2 separate regions of the Homo sapiens genome follow, and region 2 is linked to region 1. Evidence: chromatin loops called from intact Hi-C (ENCODE). Cell type or tissue: GM12878. All regions are shown on one strand. Region 1 overlaps CDH23 (cadherin related 23). Region 2 overlaps CDH23 (cadherin related 23).

The links. Peaks named below come from ENCODE experiments on the same cell type or tissue, not always from the same donor. Only the 100,000 strongest peaks of a DNase experiment are listed, where the experiment ranks them.
Region 2: a loop joins it to region 1, with 8 times the contacts of the local background. A loop is called at or near these places in 6 of 110 quality-filtered maps.

Annotation. Positions count from the first base shown.
Region 1 is chr10:71,568,802-71,571,301 of GRCh38, forward strand. CDH23 (cadherin related 23) reads left to right here. Exons shown (of 70, transcript NM_022124.6): 8 at 1,989-2,117. Among named protein-coding and RNA genes, the nearest start is that of CDH23-AS1, 58 kb to the left of the region's middle. In GM12878, a CTCF peak has its summit at 1,398 (motif pointing left); a DNase peak (open chromatin) is centred at 1,391.
Region 2 is chr10:71,707,361-71,709,860 of GRCh38, forward strand. It overlaps CDH23 (cadherin related 23), which reads left to right. Exons shown (of 70, transcript NM_022124.6): 27 at 1,738-1,851. Among named protein-coding and RNA genes, the nearest start is that of C10orf105, 11 kb to the right of the region's middle. In GM12878, a CTCF peak has its summit at 1,027 (motif pointing left); no DNase peak of the experiment used is centred here.

The sequences.
Region 1 (2,500 bases):
GCCATGGGCCCCAGAGTTACAGCTGGGAGCCTGACAGGATCACTCCCCTTTCCCCACCACAGAGTCCAGAGTGGGCTGGGCAGGGGCATTTGTGGCATGAACAGGACTGCAGTCACAGGTATGGGACAGAGAGGGCCTGTGCCAGGCTAGACAAAAGCCAGCTGCCTGCAAAAGCCTGGTTATGGCAAATCAGAGCCACTGGCATCCCCTGTCCAAGAGGTCAGGGGACTTGTTTTGAGCTTCCCCGCTCCAGCCCTGGGTGCCTGGTGGTCATTCAGGTCCCTAGCTGGGAGCTCTCCCCATGGGCAGTGCCCAAGCCTGCCGTGTGGGCCCCAGTCCTGGAGCCTGGGAGGCTGCCTGCCGAGAACCTCTCTGCTCACCTCCTGCTTCCAGACCTTCCTCTCCCTTGCAGCACCCACTCCCATCCCTAAAGGCCCTCCCACCCTCTCATTGGCTGTCCCTGAGGATTCCTAAAGACAACCAGCCCTCCCTTCTCCTAGGCACAGCAGCTCCATCTCTGCAGGCCAGGAGGAGGCACCAGGCTTCTTGGAACTCCAGGAATGCCTTGCTTCATTCAAGTCACCCCAGACAAACTAAGGGAGAGCTAACCTGGGGACAGTCGCTCCTCAAATCTTAGCTCAGAGAATGTTCGAGCCTGAGGGGCCTTAGAAGTCATTCACTTGAGCCCCTTCATCTCACAGAAAAGGACATCAGATTCCCAGGGGGAAAAAGAACTCATTTGAGGTTACTCAGCAAATTAAGAGACCGAACTGATGTTAGAGCCCCAAGTCAAAACTGTTAGTGGCAAATTTTTATGTGAAAGGATCTGAGTTTGAGTTCTGGCTACACACTTAGAAGTTGTATGACTGTGGACAAGTTACTCAGCCTCTCTGAGTCTCTGTTAACTCATCTGAATAATGGGCTCATCATAACTACAGATGCGAGTGAAGTGCCCGGTAGAGTGGCTGCCACGTCATCTGTACAAAGCACTGCAGTTACTATTATTGCTGGCTATTGTTATTCAGTTGCAGCAGGCTACTTAAACAGTAGAAGATAGATTTGGAGTTTTCTTTCTTGCCAAGCATTAAAAAAAAATTTTTTTTTTGAGATGGGGGTCTCGCTATGTTGTCCAGGCTGGAGTGCAGTGGCTATTCACAGGTGCAATCTTGGTGCACAACAGCCTCGAACTCCTGGGCTCAAGTGATTGCCCCACCTCAGCCTCCTGAGCAGCTGGGACTACAGATGCATCGTTGAGGTTTTATACAATGAAATTCCCAACTGACGGTTTAAATATTGCTTGCCTGGCTGCAGGGGGATGGCCTGTGTGACCTCTCAGGAGTCTTTCTCGGAGTCCCCCAGATGTCACAGACCCTGGAGCTCCCCCTGCTGGTTGGATTGGGAAAAGTCACTGAACCAGTAAATCCCCAGCCCAAAGCAAGGGACTCATGAATGCAGGGACACAGGTGCCAGATTAATCCCCTCTGTGGCCTTTCTTCTGAGGAGTCCCCATCTTTGTCAATCCTCTGCTGCCCTGGGATGAGTGGGGGCAGGAAGTGGGCACAGAGAGGGGTGGTGACCTCCAGCTGAACTCAGCAAAGGAGCTGAGGGCAGCACCATATCTACTCCAAGCTGGTCATCCCACCACCGGATGTCCAAGGAAGTCAGGCCTGGGCTACTAGGGGCTGGAGGTCTAGCTGTACCCCAGCCCTGCTTTGTAACACTGGATAAGCTGCCTTCCTCTGGACCTTGGGGATGCTGTTTGTGTTTTCCTGTACAGCTCAGAAATCACCATGGCTTCTTAGAATTCTTAAGCTTCCTTTTACTAAGCCCTTCCCTGCTGGAGTGCAAGAGCATGGGTGTGTGTGTGCGTGTGCATGTGTTTGCACTTATGTGCTGCACGGTGCAGGTCTGTGTGTGTGTGTACATATGTGTGTGAGTGTCCCCACCATCACTCAACCTAAGGCTGTGTGTTCTCTCCGCTCTCTAAGGATCAAGACAAGACCAGGCCTCTGTCCACCCTGGCCAACTTGGCCATCATCATCACAGATGTCCAGGACATGGACCCCATCTTCATCAACCTGCCTTACAGCACCAACATCTACGAGCATTCTCCTCCGGTAAGACTCCTGGCCCTTCCTTCTCAGAAGTCCCTTCTCAGAGGGACTTCCTTCTGAGCTCCTGTTAGGGATGGGCCCTGTTAGTGGGCTGGGCTCCTCCTTGGCTCCTCCGCAGTCCCTGTGCGTGGCAGTGATGAGTGTTCTGGCACAGCGAAACCCCAGCCACTCTTCACACCACGCCCATCTCCTCACCCTCTCACTCTACCCAAGGGGCTCTGTGTGGCAAAGAACAAAGGCTTCCAGGGCAAGTAACGGGGAGCCATTCAGACAGACTTATGTGGAGGGATGGGGATCCCATGGAAAATTCAGCCTGTGCTGAAGAATGGACTCAGTCTGGCTCCACAGAACATCAGTGTGGCTCAGCCGTGTCTCTGCCGTGTCAG
Region 2 (2,500 bases), 140 kb after region 1:
GAGCCCCACTCCCCGCCCCAAGTCTGGGTGACAGAGCAGTGACTTGGAGGAATGTGGCCTCATCCTTCCTTGGGGACCTGTTGAGAATTCCCACCTGTTTAGAGGCAGATGGTTTTGATCTCCCTAAATGAAATGGTTTTAGCTCAAAAATGTTGCCTGGCTGTTGTCTGCAGAGCTGTGGCCACAGATGATGAGGCCATGTCCTGGCTCACAGGGGAAAGTGAGCTGCAATGGATTAGTGATGTCTGCCACAGTGGTAGGATTGGTAGATGGTGGCGCACATGCCATGGGTTTGCCATTCCTGGATGAGAACACAGCTTCTTAGCCTCCCCGACACACGAGAGATGCTGGGACACATGGGGGTGCAGTCTTCCCCATTCCTCAACCCTCTTTGGCCCTTTTACTGGCTCAGTCTTCTCTCTGTCCATGACCTGCCTACCAACACACATGTTGCCTCTGCATATGTGTGCCTGTACACACGAGCAGGGCACACACCAGCCTTCCCAATGCCTCCCCATGAAGCAAGGATGCCCAGCTCACAGCCCATCTGTGGCTTTGCTGCGGCCAACGTGACCTCCCAGCCCTCAGCCTTCCCTTTCTTCCCTCACCTCCCTGAAGGGGCCCAGCACCCTCAGGCCCACTCCTTACAGTCTGGCCCTCAAGTCGGCCCTAGGGAGGGCTTAGTTACTAAGACCCCTCACATGGCACCAGCTCCGTGGCTCCACTGCCCACACTATTTACGTCCTAGTTCTGCCCTGGGCTCCCCGGGAGTCAGAGTGTGTCCCTTGCAGATGGTACTTCAGACACTGGGGAGCACTGGAGGTTTGGGGGTCAGGAGGCTTTCCCTAGGGGCAAACCAGCAAGAACAGGGGGAGCACCTGGCAGCCTGCAGGATGACTCTTCAGCACCCCAGAGTGGTGGGCTCCCGCTGACCTGCCCAGAGCCCTCCCGGATTTTCAGTGCACATTCTGCAAGGAGCTGAGCCCAGTCCTGCCCAAGCTCACCACAAAGCTGGTGCCGTGGCGCCCTCTGCTGCCCAGAACACCACACTGCTCGCCAGCTGGCAGGGGAGGGGTCTCCACGCTGTTCTGGGAGTTCCTTCCTGACTCCCGTCCACCGCGAGAGGAGACCCTCACACTTCCCACCTGTCCCAGAACTCAAGGAGACTCAGTAATCCCTGTCTCCTGTACACCTGCCTTGACTCCTCCCTCTGTGGAGCCTCCATGTCCCCACTCAGGAAGCTTCGCTCCTCAGCCCATCTCACCTCCGAGATGAGGGGCCTGGGGGATGCTCAGCCAACCCCAGAGTTCTCAGCAACATATACAAGCCCCTATGCAGGTTAGCTGCTCAGACGCTTCTGCAGGACGGGCAGGGAGCAGAGGGGTGAAGGATAAGCCCAGGGACCCACGCATGGAGAAACCCAGAGTGGCACAGGCACATCACTGAGTGAGGGGTTCTCCTCTGTGAGGTGGAGGCTAAATGAAATGGTCTGCATGAAGTACCTGTAAACAGGAGGTGCTTCGTGAAGGTTAGGAACGGATTCCAGGCATCTGGCACCCCCGCTGAGCCCACCCAAGCTGCACCCGCATCAGAGCACCTCAGGCAGGGCCGAATCAGCAGCACAGCCTCCCACTCCTGGACTCACCATCGCGGGTCCCAGCTCAGGAGCAGAGTCCCCGCTTCCCCTGGCCGGGAGCTCTGTTTCCCAGCCGGAAGCTTCCTCTCCTTCACCCACAGGTGGCAACGTGGATGGGAAGTTCAGCGTGGGTTACCGCGATGCCGTTGTGAGAACCGTGGTGGGCCTGGACCGGGAGACCACAGCCGCCTACATGCTCATCCTGGAGGCCATCGGTATGCACCAGTCCCGCACCCACCAACACAGTGATCTGGGCAGAGTTCACACAGGGTGCCTCCCAGGAGCTGGCCTTTTGCTAAAGGCTGAACTCTGCCCAGATGCCAGTGGAGAAAGGGCCACCAGGCACTCACCAAACATTACTCAGCACTTGCCGGGCATGAGGCTCACTGCATGGTGCCACATGCAAGACACTAGGATGGTAAGGTGGGAGCTACATGGGAGACCCACATGTAGACAAATTACTGCAAATCCAGGCAAGCCAGCAGGAAGGGAAAAGGATGACATAAGAGTATTGGGCAGTGGTGCAAACACAGAGTGGGAGAGGTCACGGGAGGCTTCCTTCACGAATCGGCATCTGGGAGTGCCTTTGAGTGAGTTAGGACCCTTTCAGTTGAAAATTTTAAAATAAAATAAACTGACTTCAGCAATATGGGCTCACAAAACCAGTCCACTGGGAGATGTAACTCCCAGTATGACTGGATTCAGGGCTCAGGTGACACCTCAGGCTTCAGTCTCTGCACTGGCTGGCGCTGCCTCCTGTGTGTTGATGTATTAGTCTGTTTTCACGCTGCTGATAAAGACATATCCGAGACTGGGTAATTTATACAGGAAAAAGGGTTTAATGGGACTTACAGTTCCACGTGG